3 separate regions of the Homo sapiens genome follow, and all the other regions are linked to region 1. Evidence: chromatin contacts called from ENCODE Hi-C data. All regions are on one chromosome and are shown on one strand. Each heading gives the region's core, a stretch centred on a gene start or an enhancer-like site at or near the end of the contact. The rest is flanking DNA. Distances are from core to core; before and after follow the strand shown.

The links. A loop is a pair of places that touch in the nucleus more often than their neighbours do. Pooled maps may share reads with other maps.
Region 2: a map of CD8-positive, alpha-beta T cell shows a loop between it and region 1 (9-fold over the local background). The contact joins the promoter of COG5 here to the promoter of SMIM30 in region 1. A Hi-C loop is called at or near these places in 3 of 168 maps with a recorded cell type or tissue (CD4-positive, alpha-beta T cell, CD8-positive, alpha-beta T cell and naive thymus-derived CD4-positive, alpha-beta T cell) and 5 of 50 pooled maps.
Region 3: a loop to region 1 is called in a map of CD8-positive, alpha-beta T cell, with 33 times the contacts of the local background. The contact joins the promoter of DLD here to the promoter of SMIM30 in region 1. A Hi-C loop is called at or near these places in 1 of 168 maps with a recorded cell type or tissue (CD8-positive, alpha-beta T cell), 1 of 37 single-sample maps with no recorded cell type and 6 of 50 pooled maps.

Annotation. Positions count from the first base shown.
Region 1 is chr7:113,116,210-113,121,024 of GRCh38, reverse strand. It overlaps SMIM30 (small integral membrane protein 30), which reads left to right and starts at 2,471. Exons shown (of 3, transcript NM_001352688.2): 1 at 2,471-2,497; 2 at 2,864-2,957; 3 at 3,418-4,307. The coding sequence starts at 3,447. The coding sequence ends at 3,626. All of the region lies in intron 2 of LOC107986837, which reads right to left. RefSeq lists enhancers at 2,072-2,211, 2,106-2,700.
Region 2 is chr7:107,561,616-107,566,430 of GRCh38, reverse strand. It overlaps COG5 (component of oligomeric golgi complex 5), which reads left to right and starts at 2,511. Exons shown (of 22, transcript NM_006348.5): 1 at 2,511-2,628. The coding sequence starts at 2,535. DUS4L-BCAP29 (DUS4L-BCAP29 readthrough) reads right to left here and starts at 2,460. Exons shown (of 13, transcript NR_163941.2): 1 at 2,222-2,460; 2 at 1,755-1,843. It overlaps DUS4L (dihydrouridine synthase 4 like), which reads right to left and starts at 2,460. Exons shown (of 8, transcript NM_181581.3): 1 at 2,222-2,460; 2 at 1,755-1,843. RefSeq lists enhancers at 734-1,933, 2,464-2,583 and silencers at 2,284-2,383, 2,422-2,632.
Region 3 is chr7:107,889,018-107,893,832 of GRCh38, reverse strand. DLD (dihydrolipoamide dehydrogenase) reads right to left here and starts at 2,650. Exons shown (of 14, transcript NM_000108.5): 1 at 2,544-2,650; 2 at 555-633. The coding sequence starts at 2,582. RefSeq lists a silencer at 2,310-2,419 and enhancers at 2,480-2,719, 2,230-2,912, 2,870-2,949.

The DNA.
Region 1 (4,815 bases), core at 1,222-3,721:
AAATACTGACTAGGTCTGGGTTGGTCTTTTTTAATTGTGAAGCTCCAGTAAAATGTTTCGACTCACTTGGCTTGGCTCAATTGCTAATGAGGAAGTCTGGGTTTTATAAATTCCCTGACACACACCAGTCACTGCAAAATCCTGATATTGGCCTGTCCTGCATCCTCTGATGGATCCCAGAGGTGCCTTCCTTCAGGGCCTACCAATGACTCACTTCTAACAGAAAAATGAGCAGAAGCCACTTCCTTTTTTTTTTTTTTTTTTTTCCTGAAACCATTTCTGGGTAACAACTGATGGAAAATTTTGCTCTCCACTGCTCAGGTAAGTAACTAAAGTAAAGTGCTTTAAGTATCATTGGTGCCATTGATCTCTATTTCAGTAAAGGATGGTGTAGGTGCAGATTTGTTTGAATCGAAAGACTAAATTATGGATTCTATAACCCTAGACACTTAGTGTCAAAAGAACAACTACATAGAAGCCTGTAGAAACATTCATACAGCTTGGGAAAAATGGGAGTGTAGCATTGCTTCAGAAAATTGGTGGTTCACATTGCTACCAGAGATGTTCACAGGCAGAACTTGTAGTTGGCAGATGACGGACACAGAAGCAGCTTCTCATCTATCATCGCCTTTTTTAGAAGAGAGACCAAACATGTACAACATGGCAGTTATTATCCTGGTCAGCAATCTAGCCAAAATATCTAACCTGGTTTACAGCTAGGAAATAACAGTTCACTGAGATAGAGTGAAGGCATGTTAAAAATCACACAGTAGGAGCAGGTCAAAGCAGTGAAGGAGATTATCATATTCATGGTACTCCAGAAATTAATCCTTGCAACTACATCAGCTATTACTGGAACCCCGCCCCCGAGATCGACATTTCCCAATATAATATATATTTCACAAACTAATAAAAACCATCATAATTTAAAGAGAAAGTTTCTTGCCACTTACAGACTCTTTAAACTTAAAACCAAACCATTATCTTTAATGTTGACGTGCCTAGAAACAAGTCTGTAACAATACTAACTTTAAAGTAGTCTCTGCTGACTTCAGCTAACTAAAATAAACACATAAGGAAAAATAAACATGTAGGGAAAAACAAAATGTTCACAGTAGGATATGAGAGAATATTTTGGAAGCTATAAAAATATAACTCCTATTCCAAATATAATTGATTACAAAGGCACGAAAGTAGCTCAAAACAAAGGATGAAATGAACAAAACCTTGTTAAAATAATCAAGGTTAGAGAAACAATGCTGACGTTATTGTGCAGTTATTCTCAGATTTCCAATTTTCTAGTCACCTTGGTTTGGTTTATTTGGCACCTCTCGGTCTCTCATAAGATCTTGTTGGCATATTTATCTAGTCAAATCATTATTATTATTAGGCAACATTACTGAGCACCTGCTGGGTGCCGGTTAGGAGCCAAGAATATAAATCTTTGCTAGAGAGACTAGGAACGTGTAAGAAAAAGGGTAACCGACAACACAAGAATACATGCTAATTATTGGCATTGAACTGAACGTACCTGCATTATCTAACAGACTGAACCAGGGGACTTTCAGACCAGGCAGGTGGCTTCACACCCAACCCTCATCATTAATAATTTATAATGTAAGGATAGCAAATAAATTTTCAAATCAGTAAATATGAAAGAGTTCAGAAGATCAGATGACTAGAAAGGTTCAGTAAGGAGTTCACAATTAGCAGACAATTGAAAGAGCGCCTTTCAGAAAGGTTACGACTTACATATACAAATAACTAATTCTTGTTTTATGATTTAAAAGCAGTATTTTTACATCTTTTCACAAATATGTAGGGACATTTGGGGCTGAGGTTTCACAAAAACATAGGTGGGAAGGAATCACCGCAGTGCACTCCTGAATAGATTGTCACTTTAGGACCTGAATCCTGAGAGATCTTCTGCAACAGGGCTAAACCCATTTTTCCTAAACTTTATTTTGCACTACAAATGTTTTTTAACCTTTTACGATATGTCTTATTAACCGCGCTTTTTCCCCATTGACTAAAAAATTAATAAATGGCATATGTTTCATTAGGAAGATGGTGACAGAGATTTCCTGCTTCAGAAACGTTGGAAGCCACTGGTTTAAAAGCACCCGGAACAGAGGGCTGTACTTGGGTTCTCTCTCCCCGCTGTGTCATTTCAGTCGAAGAAAAAGACAAAATTACATGTGCGCCTTACAGACTCAACAGGGTAGAAAACACTTGCTATCATTTCTTTTATTTTGAAGTGAGCTTTTATATAAACACACGAAACCATCTATTTAATAGTAAAACGTTGGGCAGGGAAAGGAAGTCCCGCGCGTTCGCGACTCTTCGCCTCCGCTAGAGCGTGACCGTCACGCCCTCTGCTACTTATAGGGGGAACGCGCCGGGGCATCATAGGAGTCGGCGGCGGCAGGGATTGTGGGAAATGTAGTTTGGAGACTCCGCCCTCCTCGCCATTCCTGTAATGGCTGCTTCCTAGAAGGTAATGTACGAACTCGTCTCCAAAGGATACTTAGGTTGCACCAGTGTATTTGTAAAACAGGAGCAAATTTGGACCTTGCCGGGCCAAAGTACGAATTCTTTTTCAAATCTTAATATCAAGTCCTGAAATGAAATTATCTCTGTTCTGTTTCTTTTTACCTTTTCTTGTGTGGGTGAACTGACCAACTTTTAAGTCTAGTTCCCTGTTGGACAGACTTTTCTCAACTCATTACCTATCCCCCTACCGTCCATATGGCCTCCACGCTCTGCACTGACTCTAGCTGCCTCTTTAAAATAATAATAGTAATAATAATTAATTTTTAAATCCTTCTCTCCGCCCCCTCCCCACCCCCCATGCTAATAATAGGTCGTGTCACGTGGAACCTCTTAATCTCAGCATCCGGAGCTCCAGGAAGGGAAAATTTCAAGTCAGATAGAATTCTATATATACCATTTCTTTGGTAAGTCTTATTAATTCCCCACAACTTCGCAGAGTTATATGTTGTGTGACTTTTGCCAAATTTGTCTGCATTTCTTGGATGGGAGAGACCCTAAGAAAATGTACAATTTTTACCCACTAGGATATTTTAAGTTTCCAAGTTAGTGGCTCGTGCTTTTTTTCTGTTTGTTCTTAATTATGAACTCCTGTTCAATTTTTGTTTGGTTGATGCACGAGGTGTTGGCATTATCGTGGAAAATTCCTGGGTTTAGAGTGTTATCACGAGATAGGGAGATGAACCTCAAATTACTGTCTTTAACGTCCCTCTGTTTTTCCACCTATAAGATGAGGAGATGGATTGGAAATGATTCATAAAGTATCCAAAAGATTGGCTGGCCTGTTATTTGTCATGTGTTCATTTTGTCATTTGAAAAGGGAGGAATTTTTAATGGTTCCTTTTTGTTTCCATGTTTAATTTCTAGGAACCTTCAGCCCTCAAGATTCCAACATCATGACCTCAGTTTCAACACAGTTGTCCTTAGTCCTCATGTCACTGCTTTTGGTGCTGCCTGTTGTGGAAGCAGTAGAAGCCGGTGATGCAATCGCCCTTTTGTTAGGTGTGGTTCTCAGCATTACAGGCATTTGTGCCTGCTTGGGGGTATATGCACGAAAAAGAAATGGACAGATGTGACTTTGAAAGGCCTACTGAGTCAAACCTCACCCTGAAAACCTTTGCGCTTTAGAGGCTAAACCTGAGATTTGGTGTGTGAAAGGTTCCAAGAATCAGTAAATAAGGGAGTTTCACATTTTTCATTGTTTCCATGAAATGGCAACAAACATACATTTATAAATTGAAAAAAAAATGTTTTCTTTACAACAAATAATGCACAGAAAAATGCAGCCTATAATTTGCTAGTTAGGTAGTCAAAGAAGTAAGATGGCTGAAATTTACATAAGTAATATTTCATAATCTTAGAATTCTCTCAAAGCATGTGAAATAGGAAGAAGGAAGTTCTTGCCCAGAATCTTAGGAAATCACCACTGTTCGGTTATAATCACTGCCTCCTGAATCGTTGAGGAGTCTTTTAAATTAGATTTTTGTTTTGTTGTCTCCCAAGTTAATATTATATTTAGATATCAGAGAGTCAGGCAAAAAGGAAAACTTTTATCTCTAGGGAAAAAACATTTAGAAAAATGTATTCAGTGTATCTAATACTGAAATGCGGAAAAAAATTTAATGTTAAAAAAAAACTATAGACATTGACATGGAAAAGAGATTTAATGTTTTGAAAAAAAACTTTATATTAACTGAGTAACATCCTCCTGATGAGAAGTACTATATTAAATATAAACCCATTATGTTATAAGTTAATGTTTCGTGTCCATTTCTTATTTGGGGCTGTTTGTATCCATTGTGGATTTTTATATGAGCTAAGTGGAGAAGGGCAGGATGCCTTGTGTTAACTGATTGCGGTAGCTTGAAGAGACATAATGAGAACTGGGCAGCATTAAGGTCAGAGAAGCCCCTGATAGAAAATCTAGAAATATAGAAGGAAAATGAAATGGCTTAAACTGATTTGTACGCCAGCCAAACGAAATATCCTCTCTGGCCTAGCTACTTAAAGTGTCTTCAAGCCAGCAACATCACCTGGGGCTTGTTAGAAATGCAGAATCTCAGGCCCCACCCAGACCAATTGGATCAGGAACAGCATTCGTTTCCAAAGCCCAAGTTAATTTGTATGCACATTACAAATTTAAGAAGACTGCCAACTTGCTTGAGCCCAAGAATCATTCCAGGCACTTGATAAGACTTTTTGATTCCCTGGTCTTTCTCCTGGTTGTATAGCTGTGAGATGGGGCCTGGAACTCCATGTCTAACA
Region 2 (4,815 bases), core at 1,262-3,761, 5.6 Mb after region 1:
GTACAGGTACGAGTGATGAAATTATGGAGTTTGTAAATGTTTTACATTTGCTATACTTAAAATCCTACTATTTCACAGTGTTGGCTACTTTTCATATTCCAGTCCTTGGCCTCAGTAACTTAGAAACAGGTATGTATGAAGGAAAAATGAAGCAGAAAATAACAACAACAAAAAAAAGAATCAGATATGGGCCAACTTTAGAATGGTCTAATTGCTCAAACTTTAGAGTCTTTAACCTTTAGGCAAGGAGTTGAAATTAAAAATAGCCAAGGTACTTAAGGATGTCAGGATCTTGCAAGAAACCGCTGGAAGCACCAATATTTAAGTAACAGAGGAAAAGGGGAGAGCAAAAGAGACTGAAGATGAACTTTGGAGCTGGGAGGAATAAACCTAAAGAGTGATACTCAGAAAACGAGAGAGACCATTATGAAGGAAGGAGGGGATAGGTATCTTAAACATCAAAGTAAGGCAAAAATAAAGCGCAATGGCAACAAGGTCATTAGTGATTTTAGCAAGAATTACTTCATTTTTATCCACTCCTGCAGTCATAGTAAATGGCATACAGAAGGCCTCAATATTTATTTGCTGAAAGAATAAATCAGTAGGTTTCAGGGGACTGGGCTCACACCTGTAAACTCAGCATTTTGGGAGGCCAAGGTGGGAGGCTTGCTTAAGGCCAGGAGTTTGAGACCAGCTTGGGCAATATAGTGAGACCCCCATCTCTAAAAAAATTATAAAAATCAGCTGGGCGTGGTAGCAAGCGACTGTGATCCCAACTACTCCAGAAGCTTGGGCAGGAGGATCCCTTGAGCCCAGGAGGTTGAGGCTGCAGTGAGCCACGATCCTGCCACTGCACTCCAGCCTGGGTAACAGAGCTAGACCCCAACTCAACAAAACAAAACAATCAGTAGCTTTCTACCTTAGTTGTACACTACAATGACCCGAGGAGCTTTTAAGAATTAGCATGCCCAAGCCATACCCTAGACCAATTAAATCCAAACGTCTGGGCTCAGGATGCAGGCATCAGTGTTTTTATTAAAGCTCTTCAGGTGATTTCAATGTGCAGCTAAGCTTGGAATTACTGGAATAAGTAAATCCAAAGATTCCAAAGCACCTGGTACAATTGTTTGTTTAAATGGGTTCCTACCTTACCTATTAACTCCTTTTAGAATATGGATTGAGTCTTATGTTTGTAAACTCATGAGAGCATGCAGAGTAGAGGGGTCAAAACTTTCGCTGTATGAATGAATATTACTCACTCTTCTAAAATCTTCCACTGGGGGGAATAAAGCCAAGGAAGGAAAAACAATTCCTAATTCACAAGTAATGAATGAATCACCCCTATTCCCATCATGACTAAGATCTTACATACTAGGGAAAATCCTCTGAGACAAAGAGAGCATAATGCAGTGTAGCATAAGACTTGCTTACCTGAGGTGTTATGAGTATGAAATGCATTGAGTTATAAAATACTTAGAACAGCGATAAGCACAGGATAAGTAATAGCACCTTTTTGAAACAGAATGTAGAAAACCACGTAGCTCTGGAACTGGATAAAATTGGTTTCCTGGATACATACCTACTGTACAAAATGAAAAAGTCATCTTCCAGCTTCTTTTTGCGAAGAAGCTTAAGACTGTCTTGCATACTTGTGGTTGCCTGACCCTGTTAATTTATCAGTATTTATCTTAGAAGAAAGAAATCTAGGTCAAAAACGCGAACGTATTAGTAAAGAAGATACAATGGGAACCAACCTGATGCTCTTACAGCGTCAATACTGTTAGTTGAGATGTGGACCATCTATCAGTTTGTAATTAAGAAAAAGTCTGGCACGTGACTGAAACTGAGGAAGAAGTAGAAAAGGCAAAAGGTCAAAGGTCTCATGGGAAGGAAGGAGGGTAGAGACAGTGAGTTTTATTGGTCCTTTTATGGTTCAGACTTCCTTCTTCATCGACTCTCCCTAATTCTCTTCACTGTTCATCCCCAGCAACTTTTCTTCCCAAGCATTTCCTGCGGGCTTTTATTACCCCAGGAGTGCCAATCAAGGCGTGGAACAGATAAAGCTGTGTAGCAACTAACGCGTGACTCTTGTGAGTGTGGAGGGCAAACGAAGCTCCCTGAAACCTCCGCTCTGCTCTCCTGCCTTACGCCGCGCGGCCCCTGTTCTGAGGTTTAATACTTGCTTCACAGATAAGCGCTGCGGCCACGTTCCGGTGCCCACCTTCTCCTTGGCTAGGGCACGACGCCAGCCCAGGGGGCGCGGCCCTGAGCTGCTGCGAGAGACAGCTGAAAGCGCCGGCCCGACGGCCTTGGCTCCCTCGGTGCGCTGGGCGCAGAGCACTCGGACCCTGGGCGCCCACTGCTCGAGTACCTGCGCGGCTCCTAGCCAGGCTTAGCCCAGGCGCGGGCTGAGAGTCAGTTCGCCAGGTGGGCCTGGAGCCATGGGCTGGGTGGGCGGGCGGCGCCGGGATTCTGCGTCACCACCTGGGCGGAGCCGTTCTGCTGCTGACGACATCAACCCGGCACCTGCCAACATGGAAGGTGGCGGCGGCAGCGTCGCTGTAGCTGGCCTCGGAGCTCGAGGCTCTGGAGCGGCTGCAGCTACAGTCCGGGAACTTCTGCAGGACGGTAAGGAGACGGGGTCTGACCAGGTCGTGGGGTTGGGGGTCTGCGCTGCTCCGCACCTGGACAGCGAGGTGGACCCAACCCGTTGCTTTGCAGAAAGTTTTCCAGTCTGGACGTGACCACTCCCCTCCGCCCGGCCCCCTGGCTTGGGTACTGTTCTAGCCAACCTATTTACTCTGGGACTGGCTCCCTCTTTTCTGGAGTCTTGGGGACACTTGGTTTCTGTGTGTTCCTCATTTCAACTCGACCCCCCCCCCCCCCATGCCTCCAGCTTCCCTGAAGTTTCGGGAGCCCAAACCCTGTGGACCGCGTTGGCAGCCACCGGCTGCTGCCGCAGTTCTTGACGAAGGGGTGTAGCGTTCGAGCTCTTCAAAAGTGTAAGCTCTAGAACAGACGGCAGACGCATAATGAAATAGGGCCTTGTTTTAAAGTAGAGCTGGAAACGCTTACTCCTTTAACAAATGGACTGTACAGGTGACCCCTCTTACAGGCTGGTTTTTTTTTTCCTCCTTTATGAGGCAGTTATCTACAGTGACACGTGGGGGAGGGTTTGAGACATTTGTTCAGGTTGGGATTAACCATTTGTACAGAATCTAGCAGTCAGATTTTATTGCTAGTCAGTTTGGAGAGAAGTTGCCCAAAATAAGAAAAGTTAGATATAATATACTTGAAAAGCATATTCAGTTGTGTCAATCCAGTTACCATGTCCCGAATCTCTTATCCTTCAGAATAAAGTTCACATTTATAAGCATAAAAATAAAGCCCTTCTCACCTGTTCTTAATTTTTTCTCTAGTGGCCATCGCATTCTACCTTGTACTAAAATCATTTGTATACTTGTTTTAATCTCTTCTGTATTGCAAACTTTTTTTAATATCCCACAGTGTGAATAGCAGTATCTTGCATACAGTAGGTGCAGAATGTTTTTTAAATTCATCATCGCAGTTAGAAGCACATGCACACATTTGAAGACCGAAGTGGGTAATAAATGAAATAAAGTTCCAAATTATTGTTTATTTTCTCTGACTGTTAAATATTTTATTGTCATCCTGAATTACGTGCCTTTTCATGATAATTTATGTACTTTTGTCAAAAGCAATGATGTTTTCTGAACTATTTCATGTTGGAAACTCTAGGACCGGGTCTCTGTCTAAAACTTGGCTAAACTGAATTTAAACTTTAGATACAAGGCAGAGACCCTGATATATTTGCAGTTGCTCCTGATACACGTGCAATTTTTGCCCTCAAGTAGTTCACCATCTAGTAGAGGAAATAATCTTGTAGACTATAAAGGTAGGTGCTGTAATATAGTGATGTAAGATAGCAGTAGGATTGCATATAAAGTAGAGCATTAATACAGAGGAGAATGATAACTGGGGGTTGGAAACTGGTTAGGAAATGTCAGAAAAGGCTTTCTAGGTGGAGACGTTTTAAACTGTAGACAGGACTTCCCCAGGTGAACAGTGGAACATTGGATATATGTTTCAGTAGGATGTATTTCAGGAATTGTAATCAGTTCTTGGACGGTAAATACTCTTCAGTTCTGCCTTCTGTATTTTCCTCCTTGGTTCTCTGCCATTCTCCACAGTGATTGTTTAAATCTTCTTTACCCTTTTCAAACCTTTCGCTTCAAGCTCAACAAATGACTTTAAGCTTCCCTGGGGAGAAAAAGAGGATCCATCAGATGTGAACTTTCTCCATTTCTTGCCCATCAAACCTATGAATTTAACCTCAACGTATAACCATCTGTTGCACCTTTTTTCCCTTGCCTTTTCAATTGCAACGGAAGTGGAGCCTCTGCTCCTTTCTTTCTTTCTTTCTTTTTTTTTTTTGAGACGGAGTCTCGCGCTGTTGCCCAGGCTGGAGTGCAGTGGCGCAGTCTCGGCTCACTGCAAGCTCTGCCTCCGGGGTTCACGCCATTCTCCTGGCTCAGCCTCCTGAGAAGCTGGGACTACAAGCGCCCATCACTATGCCTAGCTAATTTTTTGTATTTTTAGTAGAGACGGGGTTTCACCGTGTTAGCCAGGATGGTCTCGATCTCCTGACCTCGTGATCTGCCTGCCTTGGCCTCCCAGAGTGCTGGGATTACAGGCGTGAGCCACCACGCCCGGCCGAGTCTCTGCTCCGTTCTAAGGATAGTGCCTCCTACTTTGCTCTGGATTTTTTCTTCCTGTTTCCTGGGGACTCAGTCA
Region 3 (4,815 bases), core at 1,401-3,900, 5.2 Mb after region 1:
ACTAGACCTGCCTTACAAGGCACTCCATGATCTGTCTCCTGCCTACCTCTCCGACTTTACATTGCATGGGTTTCTGCTCCAGTCATACCAGCCTTCTTATTACTCCTTAAACTTCACAAGCTAAGTCCCACCTCAGGCCTTTCTCAGTGTTGTTTCCCTCTGCCTGAAGTAACCTCACTCCCCCACTTCACTCAGGACCCTGCCCAGACATCATCTCCTCAGAAAGGCCTTTCCTGACACTGTATCTAAAATTATCTCTCTTCCTCCCTATTACCTGCTTTAATTTTCAGTTACTTCCCAAAATATTTATCCATTACTTATATATTGTTTGTCTTTTATCACCAAATTACAAGTTTCATAAGAGCAGGGTTTTTTTACCTTGTTCACCGCCTGGAACACACTAGCTCAATATACATTCAAACGAATAAATACATGAACAAATGAACTATAAGACACTTAACATAAGTTATTCCAATATTCACTTGCTTTTACATTGAAATAGAAAGGAACTGTCAGCTAATGTGATGAAAAAAATGTTTTACTTAAGTACTTACTCGGCTGATCTGCGTAAGTTCTCAGAGGCACTGCAGAAAGTCCCTGTAGGCCATGAGATATTCGATTGAAATGGCCTCTCTAGAAAAAGAAAATGTCCCTATTATGTAAGATATGAATTCAAAACATAGAACTACTGAAGGTTGATGATAACAGAACAATTTTGGGCAAACGTATCAAGCGAGGATTATTAGTGTATCTTCTTCCATTGCCACACAGAAGCTACAGATCAATATCCCCTCTTTGACAATAACTAATCATTTAAATTTTTCAGCCTCAGCTTGCCACACCCATCTTTTTATTATCAATAGTCAACAAATCATCTCATATTTAACTTAATTTTAAAAACGTATTCAATGGTATTTTTATTCAATTTTCAGAAAACATGGCTAATTATTAGTGCCAGGGATCATTTTAATGTCATAAAGCTCTGAGCCGGCCGTGGTGGCTCACGCCTGTAATGCCAACACTTTGGGAGGCTGAGGTGGGCGGATCACCTGAGGTCAGGAGTTCGAGACCAGCCTGGCCAACATAGTGAAGCCCCGACTCTACTAAAAATACAAGAAAATTAGCCGGGTGTAGTGGTGGGTGCCTGTAATCCCAGCTACTCGGGAGGCCAAGGCAGGAGAATCACTTGAACCCGGGAGGCGGAAGTTGCAGTCAGCTGAGATAGTGCCATTGCACTCTAGCCTGGATGTCAGAGTGAGACTCCGTCTCAAAATAAATAAATAAATAAATAAATAAATAAAGCTCTGAAAGTTCTAACTTAAATACTTGAATAATCTATACATGATAATCTTTTTACCTGTAATTTTTGTTTCCTAACTCTAAGCTAGCGTGTATATACAGTCCGTATTTACTTAGAACAATCTATGAAGATGTTCCTGAGACATCAACTAGGAATAGCAAATTAGACAAGGTAACTTAGGAAAATGCACCAAGTAATGTACTTACGTTCTGGTGCTACTACAGTTTGACAAATTGCATCATAATCTCCCTAATCTCTATATGTGGACGGCTACCATTTCCTAAGGGCAATGAGGCAGAAAGCAAGCAAGCAAATAACCCCTGCTCACAGCAGGAAAATGGGCGGCAGTGACAAAACCTACACTGATGTTTCCTATTCCAAGGCAACTCTTAACATTTGAGGTCAGGACAGCAAACCCAAAAAGCAGCAGATTGACAATCCTGAGTTTCAGTCCCACCTCCGCCGCTCCCTAAAAGCATGACTTGCAGAATGTTACATTAACTTTTGAGAACTCAGGTTCCTCATCTCTGAAACAAAAGGGTTTGATCGCTATATTATTTTTAAGGTCTCCACTAACATAGTACCCAGCCACGGTGCCACATACACACAATTTGGCTGTATCTGGTAAGCAGATTAAAAAGGAGAGTTGTTCTGATAACCTGCTGCAATTAAAGATTTAAGCCTCCAGGAAGTCGTGAGAGATGGCAATGAACACCAGTTGAAAGCTGCCAACACTGACAAGACCTTAGGGGAATTCCGAGGGCTATCTGTTGGAGCTGACTGGATCTAAACCATTCAAGAAGTGACCCCAGGGTTACCTGCCCACTGCATAAACTTAGGCCACTCAGGGATCAGAATTAGGATGAGAAAAAGGCAAATGGTATAAAAAGCCAGACTATACGGGACATGGGTGGCTTACACTTCCTCCAAGGTAGAGGCCTATGTGTGACCGGGATGGCCCTCGGCCCAGGCTTGGGGGTGTGGCATGTGTGACCGCCGGCCGTCACACAACCCGAAAGGACTCGCCACAGCCTGGGCCCAGCCCCGTCCCTCGCCTGCTGCAGGATGAGCGGCCACCTCGGAGCCCAGGGCCGGGCTGAGCCAGTGCAGAGGCGGGGCCAGGGGTGGTGCGGCCCAGGCGCCCGCCTCCGCCAGCCCAACACGGTTAAGCCGCGTACCGGACCCACTGAGCGGGACCTTCCGTGCCTCTGGCTCAACACGACCTCACCTACTCGGCCCTCACCTTGGCCAAGGAGCAGTACACACGACTCCAGCTCTGCATTTTTCCGCTGTATTTTCCTTTCCGCCAATACTTTCACCTCCGCTGGGCGCCTCCGCCGCTCCGCCAAGGTCTCCCCTCCCTGCGCATGCACAGGCGCAGCCTACGTCATCACCCGGGAGCAGCGCGATTGGCCCGCGCGGTTCTACCGCACGAGGCGTTCCTGTCAGGCTCGGCGTCGTACGCTGTCGTAAGGAGCGCAGGGCTTTGTCGCAGCGGGGGTGGTGGTGGGAATGCTTTAGGGGCTGGTGCCAAAATGTCGAGCTACAATGTATTCTTATACTTAGAAGATGAAATAAACAAATAAAACTAGCGTTTGCTTAATGCACATTATCGACAGTAAAGCGTGACAAGTTCAACAAGCTCTTGGTTGTGCTAGGCATTCCTCGGCACTTCCTACAGACATCTCATTTCATCCTTGCAACAACCATATGGAGTATTATTAGTATTTCCATTTCTTGGATGAGACCCAGAGAGGTTAAACAGTGCCCCCAAGGTCTCACAAAGGAGAGATAACTGCGGCCCTGAGGCCAAAACCTTTGGTATTATCTACTGCTTTATACTCGCTCCTCTCAAATGCCATATAAGGGATGGGGCTACAGATTTTGGCATCACCAGCATTCTGCTCTAATTAGCTAACTGACAATACGTAGAGAACACACTTTCTTCTATTTCTTTAGTTGAGAAACACATCTCCCTGGTAAAAAGAGAGTGGGATGGTGGATGAGATTTTAGGTTTTGAGAGAGAATCTGTTGAAAAGGGTTGAAAAACATTGTCTTCAAGATTGAGCACGAAAGTCTAAGGTCTCATTCTTGCCTTGCAATAAGTCTATATAGTGTGAATAAACTTAATTCTACATTTATTGGAAGTCTACCACCCAGGCCTTGTGCTGGGCTAAACACTGGTTAGAAATTACTGCCTATGTTCAGATTTAGATATGAATAATTAAATTTAGTGTTTGTTATAGAGACGGTATTGCTGGCAGCTCTGTCCTGTGACAGGGTCCCAGGCTCCTTTTATCTCGTGACTCTGCCATCATCAGAGCTTGCCTTGCATCTTTCATTCAAGATGGCTGCTCCAGTTTCTACAATCATATCCCCTCATTCCATCTGATTACAAAGCCACACCTAGCTGCAAGGGGATCTGTGAAACATAGTCCTGTCAGCTGAGTGCCTAACTGAAATTGTATTAATAAGCAAGATGAGATGAAGCGAAATTGGGGGACATTGAGCAGCCTCCACCACACAGATGGGGAGAATTGTCTCCTCTCCAGCTTCATGGCAGTCTTTGACATCTGGTCTAGGAGTTACTGCTCCATATGCACAAAATCTCACAATTCTTTCCTGAACTTTCTTGGGCTTTGTTCCCTACTCCTTTGTCCAAAATTACAATATCATATTTTTATTTTTAAAAAATGAAACACTTCCATCCTTTCCAGCTGTCATTCACAAAGCCTAGGGGCTCAACCCAGTATGAGAAGTGAGGCAGGAAATAGATTCCTTACTGCACTCACCATATTTCTCCACATTCCTCCTCATCTCTTGTACCAACTATACCTCTTCTCCTCTCAGCTAGAACAAAAGCCACAACGCATATAAATTAATGCGAACACACGGGAGGTGGAGGGAGCGATGTCAACAATGGACAGCCCACACTAGCAGTGTTTATATTCCAGCTAAGGAATATAACCAGAAATTGGACCACACTTATTTTGCTAACTTGATTTTTTTCACTTAAAACTATCTCATGAGCAACTTTCCATATTCATATTGTGTCCAGAATTGGTGGGTTCTTGGTCTCACTGACTTCAAGAATGAAGCTGCGGACCCTCGCAGTGAGTGTTACAGTTCTTAAAGGCGGCGTGTCCGGAGTTTGTTCCTTCTGACGTTTGGATGTGTTCGGACTTTCTTCCTTCTGGTGGGTTCGTGGTCTCGCTAGATCAGGAGTGAAGCTGCAGACCTTTGCGGTGAGCGTTACAGCTCTTAAGGCAGCGCGTCTGGAGTTGTTCATTCCTCCTGGTGGGTTTGTGGTCTCACTGGCTTCAGGAGTGAAGCTGCAAACCTTCGCTGTGTTACAGCTCATAAAGGCAGTGTGGACCCAAAGAGTGAGCAGCAGCAAGATTTATTGCAAAGAGTGAAAGAACAAAGCTTCCACGCTGTGGAACGGGACCCAAGCGGGTTGCCACTGCTGGCTCAGGCAGCCTGCTTTTATTATCTGGCCCCACCCACATTCTGC